Regions from separate parts of the Mus musculus genome. Here region 2 is linked to region 1. A link is a loop called in an ENCODE intact Hi-C map of the cell type or tissue named here. Cell type or tissue: heart. All regions are shown on one strand. Links, peaks and the distances in the headings refer to the core of each region. The heading gives the core; the rest is flanking DNA.

Region 1 (8,724 bases), core at 688-8,687:
TTATTATTAAACATATATAACAATCACTAGGTATTAGCCCACCCATTTTGATCAGAGTCAGATCTATGAAGATGCACTGTCTTGTAGTGATGCTATATAGGCAAATAGATAACTTAAGTCTTAATGATGATCCTAAAAGAATTCCTAAAATTAAGCTCTTTTATATTGGGACTGTTACTAGGTCTCTTTCTTTCTTTCTTTCTTTCTTTCTTTCTTTCTTTCTTTCTTTCTTTCTTTCTTTCTTTCTTTCTTTCTTTCTTTCTTTCTCTCTCTCTCTCTCTCTCTCTCTCTCTCTCCCCCTTCCTCCTCTTCCTCCTCCTCCTCCTCCTCCTCCTCCTCCTCCTCCTCCTCCTCCTCCTCCTCCTCCTCCTCCTCCTCTTCTTCTTCTTCTTCTTCTTCTTCTTCTTCTTCTTCTTCTTCTTCTTCTTCTTCTTTTTGTTTTTTTTTGAAACAGGGTTTCTCTGTATAGCTCTGGCTGTTCTGGAACTCACTCTGTAGACCATGCTGGCCTCGAACTCAGAAATCCACCTGCCTCTGCCTCCCAAGTGCTGGGATTAAAACTGTGTGCCACCACTGCCCGGCACTAGGTCATTTTCTGATAGTCAAAACTGTAATGAGAACTCTGCCAGTCTCCCAAGTGTCACCAGACTTTCTCCTACTCAAAGCACATTCCAAGAGGTTGTAAAACAATCATAGGTCAAAAAAAAGGCAACTAACGATTTCTTATCAGTGCTAGGACAGAAGATAAAATATTGACTGGGTTTATCTATATAAAACTTCACTAATAATTTAGTTATGGTTTTCGACTTTCAATGAACCTGGAGCTGTGACAGGTGATGGGGATGTTTAGACAGATAATTACTCTCAATGGATATTCATGTAAACATTCTCTGTTGTAAACTTCTATTTCAATTTATGATTTTTTTTGTGTGTGAACTTGTGATGGACATTTAAACATGTGATCATGTATTCTGAAAGATGTTTTAGGTGCTGAGGACAAAGAAAAGAATTAGAACTGAGTTATGAGGAACTGAGCTGAGGAGAAGTTTTTAGACAGAATACTTTTTAGACAGAACTGGACTCAAGAAGAACTTAGAAGTATAGGCACAGCATCAGGAGAAAAGGCATCAGGAGTAAGAGCATTACTGTGACATCAGAGCAAGATTGGAAGGAGAGTGCAGAGTGGAATAACTTAGAAACTATAGGTCAACATAAAATACTAAGAGAGCAATGTGCAGAATGCAGAGGGAATGAGGAAAAAAGAGGATGCTGCAGAGAGCAGAAGGAGCAGACAAGCTTCTCCTTATCATGGGACAGAACAGGTCCTTTCTTAGTAACAAGGCAGGTTTAGTTTTATTAAAAGAAACAAAGCTTTCTTCTTACAAACTTGGGTTTAATTCATTTAGCATCAAAAGGGTAGAAGCTCTTTCTTTCTGTATGCAATAAAGATTGGAGCGCATTTTTTCATCCAGAATGAGGGAGTTCTTTCTGCCCTGGTGCTTGGTCTTTTGCTTCATGCACATATGTAAGTATGGGATGTGTGTGTGTGTGTGTGTGTGTGTGTGTGTGTGTGTGTGTGTGTGTGTGTGTAAGTATGTAATTGTGAGAATGCATGCAAGCTGAACCCAACTTGTTTGAATGGAAATGTATAAATGAGCATGTGTGAATCAGTATAGGGCATTATGCATATGTTTATGCATATCTGCTTATGCAAATGTTATTCTCTTCTCCTGGTTCAATAGAAGTTTATTGCTCCAAACTTTCCTGATGCAAGAGGCGTCAGGACAAAAGGGAAAAGGCTCTAACCATTAATCCTTTACTTAATCTCCTGCTGTTTTAGGGTGAGATGCTAAGTGCCTAAGACTGCAGTCTCTGGTCTCAGAGGAACACAGAAGGCAGGTCAGCTACAGTAGCGTAGTAACTTAGAATAGTAAACTTTTTATTACTATACAGAAACCCTAAATATCTTGTAAGATAAAGTCTTACCCCTGTATTTCCTAAGACAAAGTCAGGAGCCATAATAGGACAAGCTATTAACTAGCAGGTGATCTTCCTGAGATGGTCGGCCTCGGATTAATCTGTACCTCCTAAGACAAAGTCTTACCCTCTGCTGCCTCAAGAAGAACCAACAAGAAAGAAGATCCCACCAGGGCTGGCCCCTGGCAGAATTTCAGTCTTCTCCAAGAGCATCCTCAATTATAGGCAGAATTCTAAAATAGCCCTTAAGAGTCCAGCCCCAAGCACAGATGCTCTGTACAGTCTGCCTGTACCTTTGAGTGTGGGTAGCCTGGGATGCCTATGGTGGCATAATCACTATTTGGATGAGGTAGCCTCATATGACCAGGGCCTGGGGAAGATATTCCTGTGGTTTGACATAAGCTCAATGTCACAGGTCACAAAGAGGCATTTCTGCTATCCACGAGTAGGAAGTACCGTGCCATGCTGTGAGCATGCACACACAGGCTTCATCTTTTTTTTTTAACTTTAGCAATCACAGTAAAAACGTGTGGAGGAGCTTATACTGCCATATAAGATGTGTGTGTGTGTGTGTGTGTGTGTGTGTGTGTGTGAGAGAGAGAGAGAGAGAGAGAGAGAGAGAGAGAGAGAGCTTACATTTCCCTGCTCTATTTCAAAGACTTATTAGGCCTTTTCATTTCTCCTGCTTCCCTGTACTCTCACCTGCAGACAGAACCTTCCGTTACAACAAACCCCCCAGGAGACACTAGAGTCACAGCCTTAGAGGTAATGGCTATGCTTAGCACCTTGATTTGATCTGCAATCATCAAAATACTACTCTATTCCGTAACCGTGAACAATGACTATATATCAAGAAAAAAAAATAAAAGCAGAATAAAATAGGGCTTTAAAGAAGCCCTAACAGATGACCAAATCCCAAAGGTATGATTAACAATGAGCATAATAAGATCCCAAATTAATAATCATGGTGTGTGAATAGTTTATCTATCATGAAGTAGGCATCCACCTTCATTTATTTTCAGATAGCCTATTTGTGGAATTTCTTTCACAGTGATCTACAGAGCATTTTTGCCACCCATAGATCTCTTCATGTAGAGAGGATTTGTGTCACTTCTACAGTGTCTATTATAATGCCAACATATGCTTGATATGCACTTTAAAAGTAGTGTGTGCATGTGTGGTAGGCAGAAGTCAGTCTTAGGAGCCCCAGGAGCCATTCACTGTTAGGTTCCAGGCTGATACAAGAGGCTTTCAGAAAGGGGAAAGGGGATACCAACTCTATGCCTTTGACCAGGGTCAGACATAGCAAAGTCTGGAACCAGGCCCCCCAGAGTTAAGATTTCAGTCTGTGAGAACGTGACTTTTCCTCCTAAAGAGACTGGAGTAGTCAGTCCCAGGCCAGTGTGTGCTTGGTCTGTGGCACACATGAAGTATTCTGTGTTCCTTTTGTGCAACACTGCTTGGTTAGCTTTCTGATGACTTCGTCCCACTGTATGATAGGTTTTTCTGTTCCATTTTCCCCATACAAACAGTATATAAGATGCTGTACATCTTAATAAATTAGCTTAGCATAAGACATAGTTTTAGGGAAAACCTCCTGACCCCAACTTTCCTGTCTTCTTTATTTCTGATCCGTTCGGTCCCTCCTCTCAGGAGCCTCTCAGTGAAGAATGGCTCACTGGTCCAGATGCATCTACACTCTTTTGTTTTTGAGATGTTTTTCACTCATACTTGGAACTCACTGATTGCTATGCTGGCTGGCAGGGATTGGTATCTTTTCAGTGCTGCATTCCAAGCATGTATCACACCATGTATAGCTTTTTTTTTTTTTTTGTCGGTACTGGGTATCACACTTCATGCTTACATGGCAAGAACTTTAGCCCAGTAGACTGGGGTCTCTCCCTCCCCAGCCGCAGTGATAGTTGCTAGAGCCACTGAAAGAGCCCTTATCAGTTAGGTTGTCACGGATCCTTGCTGAGCACTAAGTGAATATTTCCCACTTGCAAATAAGCATTTGCTGGCCATCCACTAAACGCCAGTCACTTATCTGTCACCAGGATATAAATGTTGTTAGCATAACCACTCTATTAGGGAAGTCATTACTGTTTGTGAGTTGTGACGGTGTATGCCGGGAGGGGGGTGGGAAGGAGAGCGACAGAATGGTTGCTACTGGGTAGGCAGTTAGATGTGAGATGATTATGGAAAAGTGTGTCTGTAGCTTAGCAATGAGAAGGTTACAACTCTACAACAGCATCCTACAAGGGACGGACTCGGCGGCTCCCAACACTGGGTAGCAACGGGACGCCGCGCGCTTGACGTCGTCAGAGCAGCATGGGTTCGGTCTCCGAGCTCGCGCCTGCGCACACTGCTTCTCGCGCTGCTGCTGGGAACTACCGCCTTCCCGCCAGTCGTCACTTCCGGCTGACGCGACGCGTCGGGCGACGTCACGTCCTGCCGCTACCGGTAGGGACCGTGAGTGGCGGCAGGCCGGCTCTCCGGCGCTCCCCTCCCCTCCTCCCTCCCTCCCTGTCCCTCCCTTGGCGGCCGCGAGTCGCGGGGACTCTGGAGCCGGCCTCCTTCGGCGTGAGTGCGGGGGCCTCAAGCAGCCTGAGGCGCCGCGGCAGAGAAGGAGGACGACCGCGACCCTCGGTCCCCGCTCCGCGTCACCGCGCTCGCCGCCGCCATGGCCATGAGGCAGACGCCGCTCACTTGCTCGGGCCACACGCGGCCCGTGGTGGATTTGGCCTTCAGCGGCATCACGCCTTACGGCTACTTTCTGATCAGCGCTTGCAAAGGTGAGCTGAGCCCGCGACGGCCGCGGCTCCCGAGTGCCGACGGGTGGGTGGGTCGTGGCTGCCAGCGACAGCCATCGCGCTGCTGGGACTAGAGGGTCGCCCCTGGCCGGGCTTTATGCGTCCCTCCTCCCCACCGTTGTTAGTGCTCCCCAACACCTCGCCTTTCTACCCACACAACTACATTGTGTTTGCCAAGGATTTACGGGAAGAAGAAATTAGGCCAGGCCGAGAGGAGTGCCCTTTATGTCCTCTCACTCATTGTTTCATCCTTTGTGGTGTGAGCCTCATTTTTTTTTTTCCCCGACGAAAGTGTACGTTAGGTTTATGTGGTCCAAAGTAAAAAGCGGCTATCTAGATCGTTTTGACACCGCATGTCACTGGCATCCAGCCCACGGTTTTTCAGAAGTTTTTATTTATGTGTGCCTGTGTTGTCTCTATGCATGCTTGTACCTGTGTGAAGGGGTGCCCCAAGAGGAAGGCATCAGATTGTCCAGAGCCGGAGTTAGAGGCTGTTGTCAGCCTCCGTGTGGGCGCTGGGAATCGGAATCAGGTCTTGTGGAAGAGCGTTTCCCAGGTCTTTATAGTTGCTTTGTAATCCGAGTTTGCAAAGGTGATGAGGGAGGCCTCTCATTCGGTCCCAAAATTGCTTATGCTTCCCAGGAAGAGTGGCTACAACTCCTTAGTCCCTAGGTCACTGAGACCATATGCACAGACCAGGATGGGGACACCCTCCCCCACGCCCCCACGGCTTAATGGGAGTAGGGGGGAGCAGTCAGAACAACGGTTTTCCAGTAGTTTGCTGCTCAGGATTTGGTATTACGTTGCATGCTTCTAAATCACAGATGTCTGAAAATATTTTCTAGATGGCAAGCCCATGCTCCGCCAGGGAGATACAGGAGACTGGATTGGAACATTTTTGGGTCATAAAGGTGCTGTTTGGGGTGCAACATTGAATAAGGATGCCACCAAAGCTGCGACAGCAGCTGCAGACTTCACAGCGTAAGTGTAACAAAAATGGCTAACTTCATTCTGTTTGAATTTTGTGGTGACATGGCCAGATTCTCCAACTTCACAGTTAGACATGAGGTTCTGACTCCGAGGATGCTATAGACAGTACATGGTGTTTGATCTCACCACGATTCTGTCCTGGCTCTCTGAGCATCCTTGTGACTTGAGATGTTTCAAGGACTGATGTCTCTCTCATCGAGACCAGGAACGTGGTGAGCTATACAGCTTGGACAATGGGTGCTGCTGATGTCCTTCACAGATAGTCTTGAACACTTAGTGAGTGCTATACAGTGATGTCTCCAGGCACCTTTTCACTCAGCTTTATTACTGGCTCTAGATAATCTAAAACCGGACCTCAAATTTACTTTCTGTTTTCTATGGTTTTAAAGATGGCTGTCTGAAAGATTCTTAATTTTCATTAGATCCTCATTTTCTTAGTTGGGTTTTATTATTGTGAAGGTACAACATGACCAAGGTAAAGGTAACTCTTAGAGATTTAGCTGGGGCTGGCTTCCAGTTTCAGAGTTCAGGTCATTATCATCATAGTGGGAAGCATGGCAGCATGCAGGCAGAATTGGTGCTGGAAGAGCCAAAATGATCAGAAGGCAGCCAAGAGACTGTCTTTAGCAGGCAGGAGGGTGGTCTGGATCACACTGGCCAGGCTTGAGTTTTGGAACACACACACACACACACACACACACACACACACACACACACACATACAGAGTCTTCAGTCACTGTAGTAATGGATACATCGTCTCATCTCAGTTCACTTTGTCTTTTGATACAGTCTGAGATGGACTAAACCATTGCCATAATACACTTTCCCTGTTTTTACTTTGGGTTTTGCATCTATTATCAAACTGACATGATTCTCTTTAATCATTGAGGCATGTGTCATATTTTATATACTTTTTGATGTATAGTTACTAACCTGTGTGTGCTTTTAAATCAATGCAGGTAACTTTAATTTACTCTTGTGTGTGTGTGGGTTTGTGTGGAGGAAGTCAAGACAATTTTGGGGGTATGGGTTGAGGGCTCTGGTTCAGGTTGTCAGCTTGTGTGCCTACAAAAGCATCTTGATGGCCCAAAGGCAGTGTTAAGAGCTGCTGTATATGCTAGTAGACCAGAGCCTAGAGAGTGAAAATGGCCTTATTGATTCCTTGTTTAAAAGAATTTCACACTTTGGAGCAGTTGTCAATGTGTTGCCATCTTTTTTTTTTTGTTTTTTGTTTTTTGTTTTTTGTTTTTTTTTTTTGAGACAGGGTTTCTCTGTATAGCCTTGGCTGTCCTGGAACTCACTTTGTAGACCAGGCTGGCCTCGAACTCAGAAATCTGCCTGCCTCTGCCTCCCGAGTGTTGGGATTAAAGGCGTGCGCCACCACGCCCGGCTTGTGTTGCCATCTTTGATTTAAGCAAATTAAAAATAAATGGTTGTTGGATGTGGCAGCACATGCCTCTTTAATCCCTTTAAGCATTTGGGAGGTGGAGGCAGGAGGATCTCAAATTCGAGACTAGTCTGGGGATGCATCAGCTCCAAGCCAGGACTATACAGAGAGATCCTGCCAAAAAGGAAACAAAACAAAACAAAAGCAGAAATAAAGAAAATAATTATTGAAGAAAGGAAATTGAGTAGAGAGAGATTAGCATTTGAACTGAGTATGCAAACAACACTGAGGACACAGATGCACTGTGTGGAGCTTCAGAAAATACACAGCCTGTCTGAGGAATGGGTCATGGTTAGAACCCTGGGTGGCTAGAATCAGAAAGAGAAGGAGGTTGGGGCAGAGGGTTAAACTATAATAGAAGAGACTGGAGTGGTTATAAGAGAAATATGGTGACATTATTTCTCTCAAGCATGCTTTTTATATAACTCCACGCATGTAATTAGTTATTGGATCACCAGCTCCTATTTCTTAGATTTGTAAATGTTACTAGTGCTGTTCATGCCGCCGAATGCTTTGCATTGCTGGCCCTTGGCGTTCCTATCTCTGATTGCTCCTGACGACCTCGGTTCTATTTGGGATCTCTGGACTTTGGCATGATAGCTTGTATGTGCACACTCACAGCCTTATGTACTTGGAGTGGGGAGACGGCTGGTTTGCTTTTGTTTTGTTTCTACTTCTGTCTGTGTTTTGAGAAAAGTTTGACTGAGTACTTAAGGCCAACCTAACTGCAGAATCTTCCTGTCTCAGCACTGTACAGTGTGTATGGATTATGCCTCGTAGCACCTGATCTTCTACATCTTGATTTAAGCTTTATCTGATCTGTATCAAGGTCTAACGTTGTAAGATTTTAAAGTTGTTAAATGCCGGGCGGTGGTGGCGCACACCTTTAATCCCAACACTTGGGAAGCAGAGACAGGTGGATTTCTGAGTTCAAGGTCAGCCTGGTCTACAGAGTGAGTTCCAGGACAGCAAGGGCTATACAGAGAAACCCTGTCTCGAAAAACAAAACAAAAACAAAAACAAAATACAAACAAAAAAAGCTTTGTTTAAAGTTGTTAAATCAGAGAAGTTCTTTATATTTTTCTCTGGCCTGTGGCTAGATAGAAGGATGACTTGGTGAATTGAATTGGTTAAGATATTTTGCAGATATGGTAAAAATACAAAATTACAGCTCTAAGCTAAAAACTAGGCTAGGTTAATTTTGAATCTCGCATGAATTATTCTTTTTCAATGTCAAAGAAAATTAAGAGGTAAAAAGTCCTATGGGAAAATTGTGTTTTAGGCTTTTGATAAATTAAGTATCCTAATAATTAGCACTATGTCAAATGCATAATACACTTATAAATATTATGCATATAATTATTTTGTATTGCTCAAAATTACCAATATATTTAATCTTGTATTAATGTTAATATTTGTTTATGTTTACATTTAGCAAAGTATGGGATGCGGTCTCAGGAGATGAATTGATGACCCTGGCTCATAAGCACATTGTC
Region 2 (8,724 bases), core at 682-8,681, 930 kb before region 1:
CTGTGGAAGCTGAAACAGAAGGACCACCGAAAGACTTATACCAGCCTGAACTAAATGGTAGACATCCGAGTGCTCCTCTTCCCCCAAACCCACGTGCTTAAGGCAGAGAAACAGCTACAGCTGAGAAAGCCAAGTTTAAGCTACAGGGTGACTTTATTGTGGGGTTCCAAGCCTCCACACCTGCCCTCATTCAGGTCCACTGTCTCTACAGGAGCTTTTTTCCCCTTTTTAGAGCGTCCGCAGAGGCTGCACCCTAGCACTCTGGGGCTGTCAACTCAACAGACACCTAAAAAAACTCATTCACGCAGACCACTCCGCAAGCATTCTGAGCAGGTCCCAGGCGGTAGGCGGGGCCACCAGCCCAAGTCCTCCAATGAAAAAGTGCACCCAGGCAGCTCAATTTGCATACAAGACAAAGCATACCAAATACAAAAAGTAATGAGACGCTCATAACTAGTGAGAACTACAAATGTCCACAGCTCCTTTCTGATGCTTTGTGGGCCCTGAAAAGGGCCTTTGTGGATGGGGGAAGCCGGCCAAGGGAACGGCCTAGGCACAGGAGGGCTCGCTTAGCCGCCGAAGCCGTACAGAGTGCGGCCCTGGCGCTTGAGCGCGTACACCACGTCCATAGCCGTAACCGTCTTGCGCTTGGCGTGCTCGGTGTAGGTGACGGCGTCGCGGATCACATTCTCAAGGAAAACCTTGAGGACACCGCGAGTCTCCTCGTAGATGAGACCCGAGATGCGCTTCACGCCGCCACGCCGAGCCAACCGCCGGATAGCGGGCTTGGTAATGCCCTGGATGTTGTCGCGGAGAACCTTGCGGTGTCGCTTGGCGCCACCTTTCCCCAGACCCTTGCCGCCTTTTCCTCGTCCTGACATATTAGTAAACAACCTAATAAAGAGACAGGAGAAACTACAGTAATCCGCCGCCGAGCAAGAGCTTATATTTCCTGGGAGCGGACCTGATTGAAAACAGCAAGGAGTGGGCGGAGCTCTAGACTCCACCCCCTGGCTCTTTGTGCTCTGCTGTCTCCCAAGAACCATAAAACCCTTTCGGTTCCCTCTCCAAATTCCAGGAACCCTAGCACATTTGAAAGTTTAAATAATATAAGGTAACAATCTATTTCTCCTCTTTTTTTTTTTTAGCACAAATAAAAACGGCGCATCATGCTTGTTATCTTCAGTGCACGCTGATTCGGTATTTTCTAAGCAGCATGCTTGTTTTTACACAACTTTAATGTGAAAATGAAAAGAAGCTAGCAATAGAAATCTAGCTTACTAGGTCTTATACCGAAGCAGTTTACATTTTCACGAGAGAGTCTTTTGAGGGGATAGAAGTGTTTTAGTGCCTTTCTTTTGTGGCCACGATAAGAAAATTATGCTAGTTCCCACTTCCTATTTGGTTTCAACTGTTTCTGCAGTGTATGGATTTTCTGCTCCTGCATTGCAAACACATTGGTATTCGCTTTTCAGCCAATTGTTCCTATAGTTACTTAGCTGAACTATTGTAACTTGTCATTTAGATCCGAGGTCCTTGTTGCTTGCGTTTAAAAGAGACCTGGTGACTCACATCTGTAATTTAGGCTCTCCGGAGGCTGAGGCAGGATTGCCAAGAGCTGGGGCCAGCCTAGGCTAGACAGACTCAAATACATTTCCCCTCCTCCCCACTCAAATAGCTTGTAAAGTACCAGAAGTCAAAAGCATGACTCCGAATAACAGGACTGTCCTTAAGTTTGTTTCGTTTTTAAAGACAGCAGGTTTTGGGCTGGAGAGATGGCTCAGTGGTGAAGAGCACTGACTGCTCTTCTGAAGGTCCTGAGTTCAAATTCCAGCAACCACATGGTGGCTCACAACCACCTGTAATGAGAACTGATGCCCTCTTCTGGTGTGTCTGAAGATAGCTACAGTGTACTTACATATAATAAATAAATAAATCTTAAAAAAAAAGAAAAAGGCAGCAGGATAAATGCGTTTAGTTTGTAGTACTTTACAATTCCCATTAGTTCCACAACTCAAACAGCATTTCATTTGTTTGTCCCCTCCCTGTCTCTTAGAGATTGAGCTCTAGGATAGCTGGAGGGGGAAGAAGCCTTAATCATTGAATTTTACCTCATGATTTTAAATCCCTTGCTCTTCAGAATTCTTACCAAAATGAAAGCTGCTGCCAGAATACTTATTCAAATTTGTAAAACTGTGTGTCAACAAACAAACAAACAATCAACAACAACACACACAAAAAAAAGAGAGAAAAGCAAAAAGAAAGCAAAGAGACCTTTCCATAAACATACATTTAAGATGGTTTACAGAAGATATTCTAGAGCTTTCTTCCCCAAAACTGCACCAGAGGTTTCCATACACATTGACTTAGAATATATAACCTATCGAATGCTTAGGAGCATTAGATAGTATATGAAAGTCAGCTGTTAGGTGGTACAGCCAGGATTCTGAGGAAGTTGGCTCCGGGATACCTCCTTGATGGTGGAGTATATTGTTCAGATCCAAAGGTGTATGGGGGACCCCAGCTCCTGGTTAGCTCATTACTGTGCTAGGAAATAAAGATGTACATAGATAGAAGTACATGGGGTTGGTTTTTCTCTGTGTGTGTTTAATATTTTGTATCTTGGGACAGGATCCTATGTAGCTCAGGCTAGGTGGGAACTCTCTCTGTAGCTAACGATGGACAATCTTCGATGGACAATCTTGACTCTCCTGTCCACGCCTCCTTTATACTAAGATCACAGACAGGCCCCACTTCACTTGGTTCTGTGGAGTTTATTTAAATAAAATCGCAATTAGACTAAGGAGAGGGTAAATTTATGATATTTTAATTAAATGGATACAAAAAAACCTACATGACATTTAATCAGCGTTTGACATTACTTAGTTGTGTAATTTCAGAAATGCAGTAAACTGAAGTACCGGAGTGAAACAGTGGAAGAAAAACACTTTAGTTTGTTTCAAATGTCAAGGGCCTATCATATGAATCATAAGAACAAGTTGAGGGATTCTGTTTCCAGTGTCTTGGCCTAAGAGTAATCTAAAGTCTCGATGGAGCACCAAGTGACAACCTCCAGCAGGCAGGCAGGCAGAGGCGAAGGGTCCTCCCCTCTGGAATCCAGTGGTTCTTCTCCGGCTCATACACAGCCCCAGAGCCACGTAATGTTAATATCCTATCAGATTCATCCATGCTATCCACAAGGACTGCATTCCTGCCTAGTCTGTGACTATGGCCTCGAGGCCCTGAGAAGGAAGGGACTGTCCCCAGGAGCAGCAACAGTGTCCAAAGACCAGCCTCATGTGGTATAGGTAGGACAGGCCAAAGAACCAGCTTTTGTCCCAGGCTGGTGGCTGCACACAACTTTAATCCCAGCATTAGGGAGGCAGGCAGATCTCTGAGTTGAAGGCCAGCCTGGTTTTTATAGTGAGTTCCACGGCTGCCAGGGCTACAGGAAGAAAAGTCTCAAAAACTAAAACAAATAGAAAACCTACAAAGCTTCTTTTGCAGCTAGCTCTCCAGGTGGGTGTGTCAAGGAGCAGATGACGAAAGCTCGTTCTAGGAGGGCAGAATTCAGCCAAGGAGCTATGGCTGAGCCGGAATTGCTGTGGCACTCACAAGCACAGACCCTGGAGTCAGATAGTCAGATTTGAAAGTCGCCCCTGGCTATACTGGAGACTAATTTCCATGAGTATGGTATGAGGGAACAGAGGTGCTCTTCTCTGGGCTTCCGGTTTTTGATTGTTTCCAGGTAGTTTCTCTCTTAGGCCAGGCTCAATTCAAGTTCTCCATACTCCTGCATCAGCTGGGTTTATAGGCACTGAACACCATAGTCTGCTTACTGTTGTATTTTATTTAAAAAAAAAAAAAAAAAGCCGGGGACGTTTGGTGGAGGAGCGTTATTGTGCACGTAGGGGGTAGAGGGGGTGCGGCCCATGCTGAGGTACCAGCCACAGGACGGTATAGTAGTTTATTTAGGGCATGAGGTGAGTTGAGGGGGTAGTAGCGAGAGCGAGAGAGAGAGAGAGAGCGAGAGCGAGAGCGAGAGCGAGAGAGAGAGAGAGAGAGAGAAAAGGCCGAGGGGGTGTGCGGGTGGAGGCCGGCCATGAACACGTGGAGAGAGGGGTAGGGGAATGGGAGAGAAGGGACAGAGGGCTAAGAGAGTAAGAAAGCAAGAGAAAAGTGTGGGTGTGTGTGTGGGGGGGGGCAAGCAGCTTCTTTTACAGTGGGTCAGGCACACCTGGCTGCTGCCAGGTAACTGTGGGGCGGAGCCTAGAAGAAATGCCAACACCATCATTTTTATTTTTTGAGATAAGGTCTCACTTCCTAGCTTGGTCTATAACGCACAAAGTAGCCCAGGCTGTCTTTGTATTGGTAATCCTCCTACTTCAGCTCTTTCTCCCTCCAAAAGCTAGGATTACTGATTTGAACCAAGTATGGCTTTGCTTAACTCCCCGTTTTCGCTGCCCTCCCTCCGTTCCTTCCTTATTAGGCTGGTATGGATCTTGGAATATCTACAGCTGACCTTAGGCTCCGGGCAATCTTGTATCGGCTACCCTAGTGCTGGGATTGCAGACTCGAACCACCCAGTTAACTACATCCTGGCAGCCAATCCCAACAAGTTTGAGGATGCCTGTGAACTATGTAAATTAGGACTAGAAATTTGAGCTTTTGATTGGGAGACATCTGGATGGGCGGGGGCTCTGCTTCCGCGAGCTGATTGGGTACGGTACCTGCCTGTCACGGGCGGCAGCGGCTGCAGTTTGGCGAGGCAGTTCCGGGGTGGCGCGCGTCGTCCCGGAACTGAGCGAGCCGGTGTTGGAGTTCCAGGCGCGGGGTCGAGCATGTCCGGGCGAGGCAAGCAGGGCGGTAAGGTGCGCGCCAAGGCCAAGTCGCGCTCGTCGCGCGCGGGCCTGCAGTTCCCCGTGGGCCGCGTTCACCGGCTGCTGCGGAAGGGCAACTACGCGGAGCGCGTGGGCGCGGGAGCGCCCGTGTACCTGGCGGCGGTGCTGGAGTACCTGACGGCCGAGATCCTGGAGCTGGCGGGCAACGCGGCGAGGGACAACAAGAAGACGCGCATCATCCCTCGTCACCTGCAGCTGGCCATCCGCAACGACGAGGAGCTCAACAAGCTGCTGGGCCGTGTGACCATCGCGCAGGGCGGCGTCCTGCCCAATATCCAGGCCGTGCTGCTGCCCAAGAAGACGGAGAGCCAGAAGGTGAAGAGCAAGTGAACCCGACAGACGGGTGCAGAGCCCGCCCGCCACAGTCCGCAGCCAATAAAGTCGGTGAAAAGCGAGTAATCTAGAGAGCTGTGTAGTCGCGGGACCGAGGGGGTGTTGGGTGGGGACGAGTTCCAACTTTGAGCGTGACGCAGGCCACCTGTGTGGCCATGTGCGAGCCGGAGGAACCCAGCGGGTGGATTGGGAGAGCCCCGTCGCATCACCGTGGGCAGGAGAAGCGGACCTAGTGCCCAGAGGCTACTCTGGAATTGGCTTTGCCTAACTCCCCAGTCTTAGGGAAAAGTGGTAGGGAAGGTGTTGCGAGCTGTGAACAAGAAGTTGCCTCGCTTGTCATACATAGGAAGGTTGAGCTATATGTACCCTAGCCATTTGGAAAAGACAGGAACTTGGGATCCTTGGTGGGTGCTAGTTATTTATGGTAGTATTTAAGCTAATAGATGTTACGTATTCGTGATCTGAATGCCAGCCATCTTCACATTGCACACTTGTGTTCAATATTCTTTATAATGAAGTAACTTGTGCAATACGGAAGTGAGTCACGAAGTTTGCGCTCTGGATGGTGTTGCGTAACAGCGGGGCCCTCGGTCTTAAGTAGTGTATGTTTAGCAGCTCCTAAAATGATCTTCTCTTGGTGCTTGCGGTGGTGTTACCCCTCATCCCTGCATTTGGGAAGTAGAACGCCTTTCGTGGCTAGATAGCGAGTTTGTGGCCGTTTCTGAACTACATTAGACCGTGTCTCAAAATATGTTTCTGTCTCCCCTCGAGTTTTAGCTGCATGGCAGCCTCTTATCCAGCACTGATTCTGAGAATCAGCCTGATTTTACTTAAAAGCAAAACCGATTTTTTTTTTTTTTTTTTAGGGGTGACTGTTAGCTTTCCTGGGATCAGGTTTCTTCTTTTCCGTAACTGTTGAGTTGGGTGATGGCGCCTCAAGGAAGGAAAGGGTCGTGTGAGTTAACGTAACGCGGAGAGCCAAACCCCAGGGCCCTGGAAATGCGATTCTTGCCTTGGTCATTCCGTTTCCTGCTCACTCAGTAACCATCATTCTGTTAGCAGGAGCCACAAAACATCCCATGCTACGGAGGTTTCACTCTGGGTTCTTCCCCTCCACCCCCGGGGGGGAGTCAGAGTTCAAGTCTTCCTCTTCATTTGCAGTATTTCCCCTCGAAATTTATTTCATTCCCAGTATTGGTATGACGTCTACACCACGTGCTAGTAACTGAGGGTACAGCTGTGAATGAGGCCAGCTAGGTCTCACTGTCCCGAACACGTGGTCCCCCCCCCATGGTTTCTGAAGACAGCAAAAAGGACAAATAAAGAATATATTACAAATCTGTGTCTTGACAGTGTTTGATTTTCTACTGTTTGTTGTATTGACATTGGAATTCTTGGTGCTCATCTTGAACGATGTATAAAGGTTTGTCGTACCTCTGATAAAGAGGCAGGTTGCTCCCACTGACACCTGAGGAGAACAGACTGCAATGGTGTTATGGGCGGTTTCAGGAGGTAAACTTTCATAATACATTTTTGGGGGGACTAAGTTATTTTAGAACCATGTCTTAGCATTAGGTGCTCACATTGAGAAGTACTGTTGACAAGGACTAAGGGTTTGCTCTTGTGACTTAAGTATAGGTAAGCGTGAGTAGGTAAGGTGGGAGCAAATATTGCCTCACCCTGTGGGGCACTGTTGACAGGATCAGAAAGGTGACCATCCTAGTGTAGGCTGGTGAGCCAGTGAGTGGAAGGGGCCTGTGAGTCCCTTCCTTCCCCAGTGACCATAAATCATGGGGTGACCATGACAAAGCAGGTCTTGTGTTGTACAGGTTGCAGGTACTAAGAGTTTACAAGGAGAGGACCTTTGTCATACCTGTAGGACAGCTTTTCCCAGCAGCCAAAATTTTAAAGCACTGGAGCCAAGCGTGGTTTGGAACCCTAATTCTAGAACTTGGGAGACCGAGGAAGACGCTGAGTTCAAGGCCAGTCTGAGATACAGGTTCCCAGACAGGGCTGTACAGGAGGATTGTCTCAAATATGACTCACTTGTTAGAATAAGTTGTGATATCACTTCAAGCCAATACATAGCAGTCACCCCCTGTATCGATGAGTGCAGACTCAAACATCTAGTTTTCAAGTGCTGGTTTTGATATTGAGTCTAGTTTACTGAAGAGATGACACACCTGAAAGATGGTTACCAACATCATGAAGATAAAAGGACAAAAGTGGGAAGACCAAACCCAGTCTTTTTCTCATTCTTTAAGTCTTCCTTGGTACTGGAAGAGCAAGATGAACAAGATAGAAGATATGTCCCCATTTACACCCAACCTTCGCTATGCTCCAGAAATCCTTAGAATCTTTCCAAATACTGCTCTTCTGAGAACTGTTGAAAATTGACAGAAATGTACAAAATCAGTTCAACCTGTGATCCTTACAGTTCTTGAGGTTGATTTAAAGGGCTAAAGTTTGATACATGAGCCTAGGCATTTTTTAGTCTGGCCTGAAGTCAGACGTTGGTAGATTTCCAGTGCTTGGTGTTATTTGCACGCTGACACTCCCCTGCAGAGGAAGACAGTTCAGTGGAACAGGGAGTCTGGGCAGGCTTTGTTTCCCTACAGAGCCAGTTTGGACTTTGGAGCCCAAAGAACTGGTCTGTTGAGTTTTGCATTTCTGGAAAGAAGGTTTAGCCCATGCCGTAGTTGGCACTGACTGGCATGCTAAATCCAAACTCCGCAAATCCATCCGAGGCAAGGCCAAATGCTAAGGCGATGTGCGTAAGCTTGACAGAACTGGTCTCGGATTCTGTCCTGATTACTTCTCCATTGCCGAAACACCATGACCAAGGCAACTTAAAACGAAAGCATTAGTCAGGGCTTGCTTACAGTGGCTGAGCCCATAACCAGCATGATGGGGAGCAGGGAGGAAGGCATGTTGAAGGCTCAGTGGCCAAGAGCTTACATCTATCCGATCCACAGAGTGGGCCTGGCATGGGCTTTTGAGGTTTCAAAACCCAGAGTGACAGACACACTTCCAGCAAGGTCACACCTAGTCCCCCTTCCCAGAACCATTTTTGCCGACCAGAGACCAAGGATTTTAAATATCTGAACCCATGAGAGCCATTGTCATTCAAACCATCAAAGGTTTAGAATGTTCCAGTCACTTGGTTTGGAAACACTATTAAATGGGTTTGTTTTCTGTGACTTGCAGGGAGGCAGGAAGGGTTAAGGGAAGTTGAGGGGGCTGACAAGACTCAGAAGGCCCTGTATAGGACTGGGGGAGATGGGGAGGCTTGGTGAGGTGGCCTTCACCTATACTGGTTTACCAACTTGACAACCTAGTGTCAAGGAAGTGTCTGGGAAGACGAATCCCAATTTAAAAAATGCCTCCATCGGATTAGCCTGCAGGGGCATTATCTCGATTAATGGTTGATGTGGAAGGGCAGGCCCAATCCACTGTGGATAGTGATGCTCCTTACTAGATCCTGGGAGGT

What was found. A loop is a pair of places that touch in the nucleus more often than their neighbours do. Peaks named below come from ENCODE experiments on the same cell type or tissue, not always from the same donor. Only the 100,000 strongest peaks of a DNase experiment are listed, where the experiment ranks them.
Region 2: it touches region 1 in a loop (4-fold over the local background); 5 of 42 quality-filtered maps call a loop at or near these places.

The regions. Positions count from the first base shown.
Region 1 is chr6:137,730,695-137,739,418 of GRCm38, forward strand. It overlaps Strap (serine/threonine kinase receptor associated protein), which reads left to right and starts at 4,388. Exons shown (of 10, transcript NM_011499.3): 1 at 4,388-4,772; 2 at 5,636-5,771; 3 at 8,664-8,724. The coding sequence starts at 4,661. In heart, for the core only: no CTCF peak of the experiment used is centred there; a DNase peak (open chromatin) is centred at 4,387; H3K4me3 peaks cover 2,469 bases; H3K27ac peaks cover 1,675 bases.
Region 2 is chr6:136,803,499-136,812,222 of GRCm38, forward strand. It overlaps H4f16 (H4 histone 16), which reads right to left and starts at 933. Exons shown (of 1, transcript NM_175652.3): 1 at 495-933. The coding sequence starts at 881. The coding sequence ends at 570. H2aj (H2J.A histone) reads left to right here and starts at 4,750. Exons shown (of 1, transcript NM_177688.4): 1 at 4,750-6,576. The coding sequence starts at 4,842. The coding sequence ends at 5,231. In heart, for the core only: no CTCF peak of the experiment used is centred there; DNase peaks (open chromatin) are centred at 963, 4,783, 5,293 and 5,793; H3K4me3 peaks cover 4,059 bases; H3K27ac peaks cover 3,725 bases.